Regions from separate parts of the Homo sapiens genome. Here region 1 is linked to region 2. A link is a loop called in an ENCODE intact Hi-C map of the cell type or tissue named here. Cell type or tissue: MCF 10A. All regions are shown on one strand. Links, peaks and the distances in the headings refer to the core of each region. The heading gives the core; the rest is flanking DNA. Region 1 overlaps BBOX1 (gamma-butyrobetaine hydroxylase 1). Region 2 holds the start of BBOX1 (gamma-butyrobetaine hydroxylase 1).

Evidence for each region. A loop is a pair of places that touch in the nucleus more often than their neighbours do. Peaks named below come from ENCODE experiments on the same cell type or tissue, not always from the same donor. Only the 100,000 strongest peaks of a DNase experiment are listed, where the experiment ranks them.
Region 1: a loop joins it to region 2, with 5 times the contacts of the local background. A loop is called at or near these places in 2 of 110 quality-filtered maps.

What each region holds. Positions count from the first base shown.
Region 1 is chr11:27,119,741-27,128,865 of GRCh38, forward strand. BBOX1 (gamma-butyrobetaine hydroxylase 1) reads left to right here. Exons shown (of 9, transcript NM_003986.3): 7 at 1-105; 8 at 5,914-6,080; 9 at 7,553-8,069. The coding sequence ends at 7,713. All of the region lies in intron 3 of BBOX1-AS1 (BBOX1 antisense RNA 1), which reads right to left. Among named protein-coding and RNA genes, the nearest start is that of BBOX1, 83 kb to the left of the region's middle. In MCF 10A, for the core only: a CTCF peak has its summit at 5,316 (motif pointing left); no DNase peak of the experiment used is centred there.
Region 2 is chr11:27,035,922-27,045,046 of GRCh38, forward strand. It overlaps BBOX1 (gamma-butyrobetaine hydroxylase 1), which reads left to right and starts at 4,894. Exons shown (of 9, transcript NM_003986.3): 1 at 4,894-5,107; 2 at 5,295-5,557. In MCF 10A, for the core only: a CTCF peak has its summit at 4,146 (motif pointing right); DNase peaks (open chromatin) are centred at 4,570, 5,010 and 5,380.

The DNA of each region.
Region 1 (9,125 bases), core at 500-8,499, 84 kb after region 2:
TAATCCTCAGGCATTCCAGATTTTGTCCTCTACCTTTGTGGACTTTACAGACATTGGAGTGGATTACTGTGATTTTTCTGTACAATCAAAACATAAAATTATAGAGTAAGTACTATTTATAAATTTCCCATAGCAATAAAAGAATTGACAACAAAAGATCCACTAATCTAAAGTTTAAACAGCACAAAACTTCAACGAACTTCAGAGCTTTATTTTTATTAACATTTCACCCAATTTTAGAGTGATAGTATTTTCACCATAAAAGTTTTTATTAAATTACATAAAATTTATCCCTAATCAGTATTAGAGGAAAAGTAACTAAGATTTCACGTATACTTCATTTTTAGAATATAAGTTCTACATAGCTATAATCAATGTGATTATACTAGTTAGAAGGCTTTTGGCCAGAAGTGAAAGAATATAACTCAAAATAGGTTGATCCCAAGAGTTAAACAATGTCATGTGATATTGGTCTCTTTTTTCTTCTTAGCTTTGCCATCTTCTATGTTAGCTTTATTTTTCAAAGATGATCAGCAGAAGCTCCAAGATTTCATTTTCCTTACAGCTAGTAATCACACCACAAACAATGCTTTTACTTCCCAATAAAGCTAGATGACTCAATCCCTAATTTCTGTCCAAGTCTATCCCTGAATCAATCATCATGGCCAGTGGGTTAGAGAATTCTGATTGTCCATGCCTGGATCACATGTTCAACTCTGGAGCAGGGTCAGCCTCATCTGAATCACACGGACTGAGAATGAAACAGGGAGGCTCCCCAAAGAGATACTAAGCCAACAAAGATCATATATTACCTACACAGAACATTTTGTATTCTCCCTTTCTTTTTATTTAATATTATTTTATTATAATTTTTCCAAGTACCTACAAAGGCCACAAATTCATCTTTTTATTTGCAAATTAACTTACATTTTGTTTCTACAACAGTTTATTTAATTATACCTCGATTAATTTTGGTAGGGGGGTATAATTTTAGAATTTTAGAATTGAGTTTAAATTTTTCTATTAAGAGAAACAGCCAAATGGTATGAAAATAAACTCATTTAGAAAATAATTAAATCCCCAGTACATTCATTTATTCATTCAACAAATATTTATTGAGGCCAGCCACTTTTCTTGGTACTTGGAATACATCAGTGGACAAAACAAAGATCTCTCCCCTCATATAGCTTATACTCTAATGGGGGAAGGGAAATTTTAAAGATTTTTAAACAGATGAGTAAATTATAATAAAAGTTAAAAATTATTAAATGCTTAAGAAAAAAAGGAAGAGCATAGCAAGATAAGGGGAATCTGTAGGGCTTAGCAAGGACGGAAATTGCATTATTAAAGAGCGTGGTGAGGGAAAGCTTTACTGAGATTTGAGCAAACACTTAAACGAGTGATGGAGTTTTCAGAAGAGAAGCAGTTTCCCGAAACTGCTAGACCAAAAGTTCTAAAAGGGTCCTAAGGACATGTCTGGAGTGTTCAAGGAACATCAAGGAGACCAGTGTGACTGGAACAGAGTGAAGGATGCAAGTATTAGGGGAGGAAGTCAGGTAGGGACAAGTTCCTGTAGAGTCTTGTTAGCAAATTATAACAGTAACATTTACTCTGAGTGAAGTAAGAAGTTGCTGCAAGATCCTGATCAAAGGAAAGACTTTGATATTTATGTAAATTTAGTTATATTTTAAATGGGTCACCCTGACTGCTAGAAAGAGCAAGGATAGTAGCGGGAAGACCAGCTAGGAAGCTACTGCATGACTCCAGGCTAGCAATGGTGGTGCCTTGAACATGAGTGGCTAGAGTGACAGCAGTGGTGGTGTGGAGAAGGATCAGTTTTTGGTTACATTTTGCATGTATAAACAGATTGTTTTCGTGAAAGATTGGAGGAAGTGTCTGAGAAAAAGATAGACGTCAAGAATGAAATTCTAGTCCAGAATAAACCTGAGACGTTTTCTAAGAATTCACTCATCAAGGTGAAAAGGAAATAACTTGAGACCCTTAGTTATAATGTGACAGTTTTAACTAGTCAAATATTAACTTAAAAATTCATGACAAATCAAAATTTTGTTAAGACACAATACGATTACAGATTCTGCAAGGCTAGTGAACAGAGGCAAGAAACATAGCTATAGATAAGATTAACTGAATGTCCACCATGTGGCTCATGACTTGGCTTTGATATTTTCTGTAGTAAAATTTCAAAATTTGGCCATGTGTGAGGTCTCAGGAATAGCCCCTAGAGAATAAATATCAAGTGGTTAACATTAATTCACTTAAAAGTATATTTTCAACAACAGGAAATGAAACAGAGCGTTCTCAGTTAACAGAGGGCCTCCATCTCCTAAGTGTTTGGGTTAATTTAATTTTCTTTGTGGTTAAATCCTTAAATTTTTATGTCCTAGTACAAAAATGTCTTTTATGCTGCTGACTGAATTACTTATAATTCAGTACAAAGAAAAATAAATCAATAAAGAAACAAGCAAAATTAATGACGGTGAGACTCAGCTATCCTATCAACTACACATTCAATCACGTAAATTCAAGTCTTTTACTTGCCAGCTGTGTAATCTCTCATGTGATTATTTACCCTTGCTGATCCACAGTATATTTTCCAGTTAAAAAAACGAAAACAAAAAATACTGCCACACATGATTGAAGTAGGAATTGCAGAGTTAATATATGGAAGCCCCTACTATTGTGCCTAGTTTAGAAAATGCAGAATACATTTTAGCTAGTTATAATATGCATGAAGTCCAACACACTTACTGGGGGGAGATTTCTATTTCAGGTCTGAATTTCTAGAAACCAAAGCAAACAGAGACTATAATCAGTTATAAGACAAGATGCTTTCGAAGTCCGAAATAAATTTTTCCTGCAGATCCTCATAAATTATGACATGGTAGACAACACTGTAGTAGTATTCCCACAACAAATACAACAAGTTCCATAAAACATTGTATCTATCAATGAGACATAATGCTGTCACTAATGAGGAGTATTCACAACACAAACTGTGGAAGATCATTTTAAAAGTCCTTTCTTTGGTTTTTTTTTTGTTGTTGTTGGCATCATTGATAATGTTTTGCTTTTGCTGGTTCACTGCCACTATGTTGTTGGTTTAAGTTTAATTAATTTGTCCTTTATGTATAGCGAATGTATAGCCAGTTACTCCCATCTTTTGTGGCTTTTTACCTTTCCTCAGCATGCAAACTTACATTAGACCCTGCTGTTCTGTTATAAGGCATCAAATTTCTTGCTAACCTTCAATTTTTCATTTTAGGTTGGTCTTCAAGGTACCAGCTACCCATCTCCTCTAACATTCTTCAATCCTCAGAATAATGTCCCCTCTATATCTTACAACAAAATTTGCTTTCCATTCCCCTATTATTGCTGAGAATGCTAAATAATACATTTGTGTCTTGTTTTCTCAGATAAACAGTAGGTAAAAGAAAGCAGGGACTGTGTTACACTATAACACACACAAAAAGTTGATTACTTTTCTATATAGGTGAACTCTTAAAAATGAAAGCCTAATCTAGTATACCATGAGGCATCCAATTCTGATTTTCATTACATTTATTAATCACAAAGTTCATTTCACTGATACATGAGGATATACCCAAGGACTCTAGAATAGTTAGCTCATAATTAGCATAACCATTCAAATCAAGGAGCTATGGTAATAGTGGAAGAAAAGTAAAGCAGATCTTGAGGGTGACTGAAACAGACGACCCCCCCAGAAGTTCCAAAGTCATGACATCCCTTGGCGGATGACACAGAGGATAATGTTATATGTACAGAACACATAACAAGAAAAAAAAAGAGGAAAGTGGGTCAGAAGCAGTAGGGCTAGAATCTTGCAGTTAATATCAAAAGGCAAATGGCCTCAGACACTGTGACAGAGGTCTGAAACCAGCAGCATGAACTCTAAGGGGGTAATTGAAAGGTCGTGTAGTCTCTGTACCACTAAATCCTAGAGGTACACAGTCTTTTCTACTGACTTCCCTTCCATCTGATTCTTTGTACATAAAGCTGTATCCAAAAGGCTCAGAATTCTTGATTTATGTGAAAGCATGTGGAAGCAGGTAGGGTACTCCATTACCTAGTGAGTCACATTTGTATTGTTATTAATACATGCAAATCTATGTTTTAAGAGTCTAAGAGCCTTTTTGAAAGCCTGTTCCTTCCTTTTACTTCTTTCCCAGTGTGGGTTCAATAGGTAGTTTTAAGGCCTTACCCAATAAGCAAAGAATTGGTGCTAATCACCAACTGTTGAGTTTACCATTACAATTGCCGTTTGGCTCAGAGCCACCATGCACAAGGGGCCCTGATCATCACAATTTGTACTTCACTGTCAATGGCATCTTTCCCCATTTGTTGATAATATTCACTAAATGTAACCCAGACCCCAAACCAGGGTCACCAAACCCAGGTGTATGTGTGTTTGGTCTGACCGACCAAGCCTTGGCCCTGGTCAGTTGTTGGCTCTCATTAGCACTTCCTGCACTTGTCCTTCTAGGATGCTGCTCCCAGGAGTAATCCTAGGTACTTTGCCACCATCCTTGGTCACCTTCAGTTTGCATGCATTCATCCTGTTTCTACCTAAAGAAAAGATAAAGTTGACTGACACTTTAAGATCGTCTGAAGGTCCACCTTCCCAATAAGCTACAAAAGAGTTTCCTCTTTTTGCCTCTGTATCTGGGTGATGTTCATGTCTTGCTAATTATAACCACCAAAGCTCAAATCTAAGAAATAATGTGCTTTCCTTATTTATTTATTAATTTATTTTTTTGAGACAGAGTCATATTCTGTTTTCCATGCTGGAGTGTCGTGGTGCGATCTCCGCTCACTGCAACCTCTGCCACCTAGGTTCAAGCAGGTGCCTGCCACCACACCCAAGTAGCTGGGATTACAAGCATGGGCCACCATGCCCAGCTTTTTATTTTTTCTGTACTTTTAATAGAGACAGGGTTTTGCCATGTTGGCCAGGCTGTCCTCGAGCTCCTGACCTCAACTGCCTCGCCCACCTTGGCCTCCCAAGGGAGGCAGGGATTACAGGTGTGAGCCACCGTGCCCGGCCTTCTTTCTTTATATTAAATGCTGTATTATCTTACATTGGCATGGTCATAATCCATATTTTGAGAAAGAGAATAGAGATCACAACATTAAGAGCTCTCAAATTACTAAAAATAAAAACCTTAGTGCCCTCCCAAGGTACTAAAAAATATAGAGAGTGATATGTGCAACAAACATTTATTAACTGTCTGTTATGTCCAGGCTCTATGTTGAGTGCTAGGAATACAACATTAAATGAGATACAGCACCATCTTCTGGAAGACTCAATACTAAGATAGGTAGGATGAGTAAATAGATAGAAAGAATATACCTCAGGCTAGTCCCTTCTTTTCTCATGCTTTGGTTTTCCCACCTGTAAACTAAGGATTGAATTAGAATCATGCATTTCAAACTATTTAAAAAATAGAATTTTCTTCCCATCATACCCTCAAATAAAACCATCATACTTAGAACCTTAATAAATGAAACACATAGAACAATTGACCTATAAATTTGTAACATGAAAGGATTTTAATACCTGTTTCAAATAACAAAGAATGAATGACTTTAACTAAGCATAACAAAATTTTTAACTTGAATCTCTCAGTAATACTTATTTTAATTTAAGTTGAGTTCTCCTGGTACTGAGGTAGTAAGATTTAGAAAAAAAATCTAAATGAATGAATGAAAAAAAAGAGAATACATTGCACCACAGGTAGCCTTAATATCTTCTGTACATGTATTTGGATTTTTTAATATGGTGTTTCAAAAATATATTTGAAGAGGAATTGACTCTTATCAATGTAAATAGATATTTCATGAATTATATATTAATTTTTTCTCTTAATAAAACAGGTTAGATGATAAAGGCCAAGTGGTTCGCATCAACTTCAATAACGCAACTAGGGACACAATATTTGATGTGCCTGTTGAAAGAGTTCAGCCTTTTTATGCTGCTCTGAAGGAGTTTGTTGACCTCATGAACAGCAAAGAATCCAAGTTTACCTTCAAGATGAATCCAGGTCAGTGAATACATTTTCTCAAATAACCAAAAGCATGGATTTTCTTCAACCTTAACCACCTAGAATTATATCCAGAGCAGTTTTTCTCAGGTATGGCATGTAGAACACCAACAACAGAATCTTGGTGAGCAACTGACTTGCTTATGTAGTGGACTCGTGGCCCTCATTGAGGTTTATGCTTAATTATTTTATCCTGATAAACAAATAGAAATATCCTCATGATTCTTACTCTAACACACACAAGTGATGCTTACTCATTAGGCTTTACTAGTGGAGACAGTACTACCTGAAATAAAGTAGTACCTAAAGTATTCCAGTTACTTGAGATAAAAAAAGCAGAAAGCATTATATTTTTTCTGGACCATCTCTACTCAGTAAAGTGCCATCAAACCTGAGGCTTTTGGCATCTACAATAAAAGGTGTAATTTCTCTCTGCTGTCGGTTTGGCCAGATGGAAGATTCTTTTCCTTTGTATATATTTTTAATTGATCTTTGGTATAATAAGTTAATAGGAATCTCCATAAATCCACTGCCATGCAGTCACAGCAGGTTAATTTTAAAAATGGCAACATGTAAAATGAAAACATTATAGGGGGAAAAAATACAAAAAATACAAGTTAGAATCCAAGCTTCGACTATTTAATGGCAGTGTAGTTTTGGGTAAATTCCTCAATTTTTTAAAGCTTCGGTTTCTTCATGTGTGAAAAGATGAGAGAATACTTTCTTTTCAGGATTCTTATGAGGCTTAGAAATAATGTGGCATAAAATACTAGGCACACAGAAGACAAACTAAGAATTTCACTATCCTTTTTATTTTCTGAAGCTGTTAAACTGAGAAGAAACATTTCTTTTTTTTCTTTTTTTTTTTTTTTTGAGACGGAGTCTTGCTCTGTCGCCCAGGCTGGAGTACAGTGGCGTGATCTCGGCTCACTGCAAGCTCCGCCTCCCGGGTTCACGCCATTCTCCTGCCTCAGCCTCCTGAGTATCTGGGACTACAGGCACTGCCACCACGCCTGGCTAATTTTTTCTATTTTTAGTAGAGACAGGGTTTCACCATGTTAGCCAGGATGGTCTAGATCTGCTGACCTCGTGATCCGCCCACCTCGGCCTCCCAAAGTGCCGGGATTACAGGCGTGAGCCACCGCGCCCGGCAGAAGAAACATTTCTAATGAGGTATCGATCAGTCAAAACGATACAGATGTTTTACACAGAGATAATATTTTAAATAAGAATGATTAAAATACCTTCAGGAGACTACCAGGCTAGGTAGTTTAATTGTCATAAGGTCTAAAGCAGTTTGCATCCAGTGGCCTGATTTGTGTGGAAAAGTAAATGTGCAGTTTCATGTAAAGAAATAAGCGATGATTCTTGATGTGAACCAAGCAGCAGCTGTGTTTTGCATGTTACATTTTCTAGCTCTGTAAGTCATTTAAACACACAATTATTCATATTGGAAAAAATCTTTTCTTTAGGTGATGTGATTACTTTTGATAACTGGCGCTTACTTCATGGCCGACGTAGCTATGAAGCAGGAACTGAGATATCCCGCCATCTAGAAGGAGCTTATGCTGACTGGGATGTGGTCATGTCAAGGCTTCGTATCTTAAGGCAGAGGGTGGAGAATGGAAACTGAAGTCACCTGTAGATAATTTTAATAAGATTCCAATGACCATATTTTGTGAGATATGGCACATTATTCACAGACCATGATCTTTGTGATTTACATATAATTTCCTTAACAATGAACATGTAACTTCTCTCACAAGAGTACTCTTTACTTTGTAATCATATACAATGTCAACTTTTTAGATGTTTCACCACTCTTTTGCAAATAAAGCATCCTTTCTGCTCTGTTGCATGCCTGCTCTAATTTCTTTTGCCCATATATGAGTATCTCCAGAATGTCTACAAATAGTTTTTGTAGCAAATGAAAATTTCTTCAAATAAGCCTTTTGTTTCAAATAAAACTTGTCTCAAAACATGCTTCTACCCTGTTGCCTATAGGATCTCATTTTCCAAGACTGCACACGACCATCTTTAGCATGCTTGGAAAAGGTTTTATATTTCCAAAGATCTGTTTTATGCACTTTTATTATAGAATTCTTTTATCCAAATTTCCAGACCTTGCCAATTTAGTGATTCCAACATTTTCTTTTACTACCTAAATTATGACATCTAAACAAAGCATGATTAATAAAGAGAAAATCTAGTCTCACTTTTTTTTTTTTTTTTTTTTTTTTTAGACAGAGTTTCACTCTTGTTGCCAAGGCTGGAGTGCAATGGCGCTATCTCAGATCACTGCAACCTCCACCTCCGGGGTTGAAGCAACTCTCCTGCCTAAGCCTCCTGGGTAGCTGGGATTACAGGTGCCTGCCACCGCACCCAGCGAATTTTTTGTGTTTTTAGTAGAGACAGGATTTCACCATGTTGGCCTGGCTGATCTCAAACTCTTGACCTCAGGTGATCCACCGGCCTCAACCTCCCAAAGTGCTGGGCTTACAGGAGTGAGCCACTGCACTCAGCCTCGTCTAATTTTATCTTGTCCCAAATAAATACTCCCAACCGCTGTCAGCATTGCTTCCATGTGTCTACGAATCAGATCTCCTCATTTCTTGTTTTTGACTAACAACTGGACAAGGTAAAACCAAGAGACAGGTACTACTTATGAATAACACGATGTCTGCAAATCTCTGGACAGCTTTCCCTGCTGGTCCCAGCTTCCTCCATAGTCACTGCCTTGCCCTAGTGATGGAACACAGGTGTCACTGCCAGCAATGGAATTCCTATTCTTATTGAATCCAGTCTCTCTCTATCCCTGCCAAGAAGACTTAGCATTACCATTTGCTGAAATCCTGGTAGTTCATAGATTTTTGGACCTAATCAAGCTTCCTGTTCGAAAAGTCTTAATTATTGCCACCACTGCAGAGCTCTCTACTTGTTGCCTCCAGACCAAGTAGAAAACATTACTTCCATTGTTGTTTTGACTTTTGCTGCACATCCATTTCAATTTCCACAAAGTGCGCCCATGGCACAGGGAGTCTAGAT
Region 2 (9,125 bases), core at 670-8,669:
TCATAGTACTGGAAATCCTGGCCAGGGCAATCAGGCAACAGAAAGAAATAAAGGTATCTATACAGAAAGAGAAGAAGTCAAACTATCCTTTTTGCAGACAACATAATCTTATATCTAGAAAACTTCATAGTCTCAGCCCAAAAGCTCTTTAAGCTGATAAATAACTTCAGCAAAATCTCAGGATAAAAATAATCAGTATACCAAAATCACTAGCACTCCTATACATCAACAACAGTCAAGCTGAGAGCCAAATCAGAAACTCGATTCTATTCACAATTGCCACAAAAAGAAAAAAATACCTATGAATACAGCTAAAAGATATCTGCAAGGAGAACTACAAAACACTGCTCAAAGAAATCAGAGATGAAACAAATGAAAAAACATTCCATGCTCATGAAGAAAAACAATAAATGTCATTAAGATAGCCATAATGTCCAAAGCAATTAATAGATTCAGTGCTGTGCCTATCAAACTATTAATGGCATTCTTCACAGAACTATAGAAAATACTTTAAAATTCATATGAACCAAAAAACAGCCCTAACAGCCACGAATATCCTAAGCAAGAAGAATTGAGGAGAAGGAACTCCCTCTTCTCCAAAGCTGGAGGCATCATGCTACACAACTTTAAACTATACTATAGGGCAGCAGTAACCAAAACAGCATGGTACCAGTACAAAAACAGACAAATAGACCAGTGGAACAGAATAAAAGCCCAGAAATAAAGTGGTACACCTACAACTAGCTGATCTTCAACAAAGCTGACAAAAATAAGCAATAGGAAAAGGATTCCCTATTCAATAAATGGTGCTGGGATAACTAGCTAGCCATAAGCAGAAGATTGGAAACAATAGGAAAAGGTCTCCCTATTCAATAAATAGTGCTGGGATAACTAGCTAGTCATAAGCACAAGATTGAAAATGGATGCCTTCTTTACACCTTATACAAAAATTAACTCAAGATTAAAGACAAAAATTTAAAACTCAAGACTATAAAAACCCTGGAAGACAACCTAGGCAATACCATTCTGAACATAGGAATGGGCAAAGATTTCATGCTGAAGATGCCAAAAGCAATTACAACGAAAGCAAAAATTACAAATGGGATCTAATTAAACTAAAAAGCTTCTGGACAGCAATAGAAACTATTAACAGAGTAAACAGACAACCTATACAAATGAGAGAAAATATTTGCAAACTATGCATCTGACAAAGGTCTAATACCCAGCTTCCATAAGAAAACTTAAGCAAATTTATAAGAAAAAGCAAACTACATTAAAAAGTAGGCAAATGACATGAACACTTTTCATAAGAAGACATACATGCAGCCAAAAAGCATATGAAAAAAAGCTCAACATCACTGATCATTAGAGAAATGCAAATCAAAACCACAATGAGATATCATTTCACATCCAGTCAGAATGGCTATTGTTAAAAAGTTAAAAAAAAAAAAAAAACAGATGCTGGTGAGGTTACGGAGAAAAAGGAATGCTTATGTACTGTTGGTGGGAGTGTAAATTAGTTCAACCATAGTGCAAAACAGTTTGGTGATTCCTTAAAGACCTCAAAACAGAAATGCCATTCAACTCAGCAATCTCATTACTGAGTATATACCCAAAGGAATAATTCTATCATAAAGACAAATGCAAGCATATGTTCATTGCAGCACTATTCACATAGAAAAGACATGGAATCAACCGAAATGCCCATCAATGGTAGACTGGATAAAGAAAATGTGATACATATACACCATGGGATACTATGCAGCCATAAAAAAGGATGAGATCATATTCTTTGCAGGGACATGGCTGGAGCTGGAGGCCATTACCCTTAGCAAACTGATACAGGATAGAAAACCGAATATTGCATGTTCTCACTTATAAATGAGGGTTAAAAGATGAGAACACATGGATACACAGAAGAGAACAACAGGCACTGCATCCTATTGCAAGGTAGAGAATGGGAGGAGAGAGGGGATCAGGAAAAATAACTAATGGGTATTAGATCTAATACCTGAGTAACAAAATAATCTGTACAACAAACCCCCATGACATGAGTTTACCTATATAACAAAGCTGCATCTGTAACCTTGAACTTAAAGTAAAAAAAATTAAGGTATAGTTGGCAGGTAAAAATTATATACATTTATGGTGTACAACTTGATGTTTTAATGTATGTATATACTGTGAAATCATGAAATCAAGCTAATTAACATATCCATCACCTCATATACTTATCATTCTATGTTGTGAGGACATTTACTATCTAGCCTCTTAGCCATTTTCAAGTATATGAGATATTATTACTAACTGTAGCACAGTAGGTCTCCTGAACTTATTAATCCTATATGACTAAATTTTTGTACCTTTTGGCCATCATCTAGCCACTCCCCTGTCCTCACTCTCATGCCCTGACAACCACCATACTACTCTATGCTTCTATGAGTTTGACTTTTTTAGTTGCCACTTCTAAGTGAAATCATGCAGTGCTCATATTTCTGTGCCTGCCTTAATTCACTTAGTACGTGTCTTGCAAGCTCATCCATGTTGTCACAAATGATAAGATTTCCTTCTTTTTCAGGGCTGAATAGAATTCCATTACATACACACAAACACACACACACACACACACAGAGACACACACATAATATATTTTCTTTATCCATTCATCGATCGATGAGCCCAGGTTGATTCCCCTTATTGATTATTGTGAACAATGCTGTAATGACATTGGTCTAGGCAGTGGTTTTTTGTATATGACCCCAAACACAGGCAACAAAAGTACAAATAAATGAGGTGGCATCAAAACAAAAAGCTTTTGCACAACCAAAGCAACAGTCAACAGGGTAAAAAGATAATCTATGGAATGGGAAAAAATATTTGTAAACTATCCATCTGACAAGGAGTATCCAAAATATATAAGAAACACTCAACAGCAAACAACTCAATAGAAAAAAAATCTGATTAAAAAATAGACAAAGTATCTGAATAGACATTTCTCAAAAGAAGACATACAAATGTCCAACAGATATATAAAAAAAAATGGTCAAATCACTAATCATCATGGAAATGTAAATTAAAACGCAAACTACAATGAGAAACTACCTTACACTGTTGGAATGGCTTTCATCAAAAAGACAACAGATGAGTATTGAAGAGAATGTAGAGAAAAAGGAATCTTTGTATACTAATATGGTTTGGCTCTGTGTCCCCACCCAAATCTCATCTCAAATTGTAATCCCCATAATCCCCACATGTCAAGGGAAGGATCTGGTGGTGGGTGATTGGATCATGGGAGTGGTTTCCCCCATACTGTTCTTGTCATAGTGAGTGAGTTCTCACGAGATGTGATGCTTTTATAAGGGGCTCTTCCTTCATTCATTTGCTCTCTCTTGCCTGCCACCATGTAAGATGTGCCTTTGCTTCTCTCTTGCCTTCTTCCATGATTGTAAGTTTCCTGAGGCCTCCCCAGACATGCAGAACGATGAGTCAGTAAACTTGATAAATTACCCAGTCAGGTATGTCTTTATAGCAGTGTGAGAATAGAATAATACATACACTGTTGCTGGAAATGTAAATTGGTACAACCGTTATGGAAAACAGTATGGTGGTTCCTCAGAAAATTGAAAATAGAGCTCTCATATAATCCTGCAATCCTACCTCTGGATATATATCCAGAGGATATAGAATAAGTATGTCAAAGAGATAGCTGCACTCCCATGTTCATTTAAGAAGCTTCTTACAGTGGAGAGCAGAGTTTTGATTATTTACCTGTTTCTGAGAATCAATTCTTTATGTGCAAGTCTTTAAACTTTATTAACAGATTTACTTGTCGGTTTATTTATTGTTTGTTCTATTTAATCATTCCATTAGAAACTATTTATATCTGGCACATTCTTGTCAGCAACTTTCTTAAAGCTGAAACAGAATTTACCTAATTTATTCCAGTAATTGTTACTAAAGTACAAAGTGTAAAGGAAAAATTCATTGTGTATATTTCTGTGATGTCATGAATTATTAAAATATAATTATCTGATTGCTTTTGGCATACTTATAACTTCAGTTACCGTGGGTTTAAGATGCTGGTCACATTTATGACGGCACCCACATATACACACCCTCCTCTCATACATGGAAAACAAAACCTGCTGTTGTTTTCACTGGCCAGTGGGTGTCAGTAATTTGACCTGGAGACTTGGGGGAAGAAAGGAGGAAAGTGGAAAAGAGGTTCCTTTCTTCAGATGCAGGGAAACAGTTTAAATTTTATTGTTAAAGGATCTGAAAAAACATCGTTTAGGGAGGGGATGCTGACATTCTGGAAGGGGAGATTTCCCATAAAGGAGGCCACCAGACAGTTGGGCTGCATTTTCTCTCTGTGTGGCTACCTCTTGTTCTTTTTTGACTGAGTCTCACTCACAGCCCTGCGAATCCTTCGGGCAAGAAGCAACAAGTTGCAGGCTGCTTCTACATCTGCCTAGGAAGAGGGTGTTAGGTGGGAGGAGGGCAGATGACTCAAGCGTCTCTCTCCTGGACCTTAGTTTCCACCTGTAGACTTTCTTTTAATGTAATCTAGACTCTGTTAGGACCTAGGACCTGAGACCAGTCCAACAGGGTCTCCCCCACACTGGGCACTCTCCAAGAGTATGCCTGGCAGTCAGGCTCTGAATGCTGGCATGCTGCCTATTCTGGCCTTTCCCTTTTGTTGCCCTAAGGGCTGTGTGTTGTGAATCAAATCACTGGGCAACCAAGTACCTTCAAAAACAGCCCCAAGCTCTCTGGAAACTACTTCCTATTCCAGCCAAAATTGCAGAGAAAGGAGGGCATCAAGCTTAGGGGACCAATCCCTGTCTTTCTACCAGTCCCTGATAACTACTCAAGCTCCCTTTAAAGAGGCTCATATTGGAATACTCTGTTGACAAGTAGATACCACTTCACCTCTGCTAGGGTGAGCGCTGGTAGCTCCTCCCTGTTAAATGCCCATCTCAATGCCTCTGCCCTAAGTGAGTTGTGCAATAAATGAGCTGTCACTCTGAACAGGTGGGAAAGAAGTGAACTGCTTGTTCACTTGCTGCTGTTGCCACTGCTGGTACAGAAATAGAAGGTAAGACAGGTGAGAACTGCTTTTCCTTCTATCAAGAAAGATTCCAAACTGAGGCAATGCTTTGCATTGAGTCCTGGGGTTTTGTGGTTTTGGGAACCAACAGTACTCAAAGTATTTTCTCTTGCTAACTGCTTCCCCTCTAGGCCATAAAGCCTCTTTTCTTTCTTTTTTTTTTTTTTTTTTAAAAAAAACACAGCACAAAAAAACAAAGACAAAAAACCTCCAAGCTCCCTTCAGTAGTTGCTACACCTTCAGATTGAGACATCCTTCCTCATTTACAAACCTCAGCTGTGTCTGGGGGCAGGGCCACAGTGAAACTGCCAGGAGCAAAAAGGCTTCCAAGAAAAAGTACCACATCAGATTGGAAACTGGGGACAGATCATTCCTGGGATGTGACGGGCACCAGAATGCTCCCTCTCCAAAGGATCTAAGGACCAAAGCTGACAGTTTCTTTACTTGGTAAGTTTTGGGTGGTTTGCTGTGTAAAGCATATCTGAGAACAGGTATGATTGAGCTCATCTTCCTTTTCTCCTTATTGCAAGGGTTTGTGAATTCAAGTCTGTGGACTGAGGTGGTGGGGAGCATCCAATTAGAACTCCATTCACATGTAGCTCACAGTCATGTGGGCTGTGCTGGGGATGGTCCATCAAGCATTTAGAATAGGCTTGGTTTTGGAATGCAGTGGATCTGATTGCTTCTTGGCAGCTTCTCTTTCCCAATTATGTTTGGCTTAGTCTGATAGTCAAATTACTTTATAATCCCTAAGCTGATCCAGAAAGTAAACAGAAGAGACAGAGAGAACGCTGTCTAAAAAGAGACTGGGGATGGGGCAAGGAGGATTCTGGTTGGATTTTCAAAATGTTCCCTGAATAATCCACAACCCATCCCAAAGAATGGTGACTGCATATGATACCCTAGCTCTTTGTTAAGCTCAAAAAGCTGACTATAACATGCCTCTTTAAAATGCTGGCCAATTAAAGCCACTATGCACATCTTCAATTGTTTTGTTCCCTTAACGAAGCTCAAGAAGGTATATTACAGGTATGGATTTGATTAAAAACGTAAGGTTTCTCATAATGAATATATGTTCTGGTTTAAATAATTTAGAAATTTTCCTAAAATCTAAACCCAGTACTTTGCATTACATCAGAAAACAAAGCCTTGATAATTTGATTTCCAATCTGAAAATGGTGATTCCACTAAAGTGAAGCTAAAGTTTTCCTTTGTATAATTTACAAATGAAGTGTTTGCATGAAATTTAATGCCTTAAGCAAGACAGGCAGAATTGTGAACCTATTTTAGAGAATGCACTGGTTTTTCTAATGGCATTATTTTTGTTGTTATTGTTGCTGAGATGGGGTCTTGCTCTGTCATCCAGGCTGGAATGCAGTGATGCAATCACAGCCCACTGTAATCTCAAACTCTTGGGTTCAAGCGATTCTCCTGTCTTAACCTCCCAAGTAACTCAGAGTATGTGTATGCACCACCATGCCTGCCTAATTTTCTTTTGTAGATATGGGGGTCTCACTATATTGTCCAGGCTGGTCTCAAATTCCTGGCCTCAAACAATCCTTCTGCTCCGGCCTCCCAAAGTGCTGGGATTACAGGCCACTGTACCTGGCTTCTAATTGCTTTATAGAATTCATTATTCACATGAGAATATATTCACAAATTGTTAAGTATCTCAGCCACTTATTAAACCAAGTTTAAAAATAATAATAATAACCATTTTATAATTTTAAAAAGATTTCAAGTTGAAGAACCTTAGGTAGCAGGTGTCTTGAGTAGAGTATGTATGTACTCAAATGATGTCAAACTGCAGGCACTACAAATATTGTCTGGTCAACCTCCACCTTACCAAGTAAAAATTAATTGATTTTGTTATTTAAAGGTTAAAATATAAAATAATAACAATGTAGTTAAGCCTTCATGGTGTAATGTCTAGAAAACTTCTTGCCCTTTCTCTCCAAAGCTGAAATGCCAGATGGTGAGGTTAATTAACACACAACAATCTTGAGATTTAGCTACTAATTTTTTATTTTTATTTATTTATTTTTTTTTTGAGACGGAGTCTCACTCTGTCGCCCAGGCTGGAGTGCAGTGGCGCGATCTCGGCTCACTGCAAGCTCCGCCTCCCGGGTTCACGCCATTCTCCTGCCTCAGCCTCCTGAGTAGCTGGGACTACAGGCGCCCGCCACCACGCCCGGCTAACTTTTTGTATTTTTAGTAGAGACGGGGTTTCACCGTGTTAGCCAAGGTGGTCTCGATTTCCTGACCTCGTGATCCACCCACCTCAGCCTCCCAAAGTGCTGGGATTACAGGCATGAGCCACCACACCCTGTCCTAATTTTTTTTAAGTTATACTTTTAAGTGCTGGGGTACATGTGCAGAATGTGCACGTTTGGGGTACATGTGCAGAATGTGCAGGTTTGGGGTACACGTGCAGAATGTGCAGGTATACACATGCCATGGTGGTTTGCTGCACCTATCAACGCGTCATCTACATTGAATACCCTTTATTTCTTTCTCTTGACTAATTGCCCTAGCATTTCTCCTAATGGTATCCCTCCCCTAGCCCCCTACCCCGCCACAGGCCCTGGTATGTGATGTTCCCCTCCCTGTGTCCATGTGTTCTCATTGTTCAAGTCCCACTTATGAGTGAGAACATGCAGTATTTGGTCTTCTGTTCTTGTGATAGTTTGCTGAGAATGATGGCTTCCAGCTTCCTCCATGTCCCTGCGGAGGACATGAACTCATCCTTTTTTATGGCTGCATAGTATTCCATGGTGTATATATGCCACATTTTCTTTATCCAGTCTATCATTGATGAGCATTTGAGTTGGTTCCAAGTCTTTGCCATTGTGAACAGTGCTGTAATAAACATACATGTGCACGTGTCTTTATAGTAGAATGATTTATAATCCTTTGGGTGTATACGCAGTAATGGGATTGCTGGGTCAAATGGTATTCCTGGTTCTAGATCCTTGAGGAATTGCCACACTGTCTTCCACAATGTTTGAACTACTTTATATTCCCACCAACAGTGTAAAAGTGTTCCTATTTCTCCACATCCTCTCTAGCATCTGTTGTTTCCTGACTTTTTAATGATCACCATTCTAACTGACATGAGATGGTATCTCATTGTGGTTTTGATTTGCATTTGTCTAATGACTAGTGACGATGAGCTTTTCTTCATATGTTTGTTGGCTGCATAAATGTCTTCTTTTGAGAAGTGTCTGTTCATATCTTTTGCCCATTTTTGATGGGTTTTTTTTTCTTGTAAATTTGTTGAAGTTCTTTGTAGATTCTGGATATTAGACCTTTGTCAGATGGATAGATTGCAAAAATTTTCTCCCATTCGGTAGGTTGTCTATTCACTCTGATGATAGTTCTGCTGTGCAGAAGCTCTTTAGTTTAATTAGATCCAGTTTGTCAATTTGGGCTTTTGTTGCCCTTGCTTTTGGTGTTTTAGTCATGAAGTCTTTGCCCATGCTTATGTCCTGAATGATATTGCCTAGGTTTTCTTCTAGGGTTTTTATGGTTTTAGGTCTTGCGTTTAAGTCTTTAATCCATCTTTAGTTAATTTTTGGATAAGGTGTAAGGAATGGATCCAGTTTCAGCTTTCTACATATGGCTAGCCAGTTTTCCCAACACCATTTATTAAATAGGAAATCCTTTCCCCATTGCTTGTTTTTGTCAGGTTTGTCAAAGATCAGATGGTTATAGATGTATGGCATTATTTCTGAGGCCTCTGTTTTGTTCCATTGGTCTATCTGTTTTTGCACCAGTACCATGCTGTTTTGGTTACTGTGGCCTTGTAGTATAGTCTGAAGTCAGGTAGCATGATGCCTCCAGCTTTGTCTTTTTGCTTAGGATTGTCTTGGCTATGTGGGCTCTTTTTTGGTTCCACATGAACTTTAAAGTAGTTTTTTCCAATTCTGTGAAGAAAGTCAATTATAGCTTGATGGGGATAGCATTGAATCTATAAATTACCTTGGGCAGTATGGCCATTTTCACGATATTGATT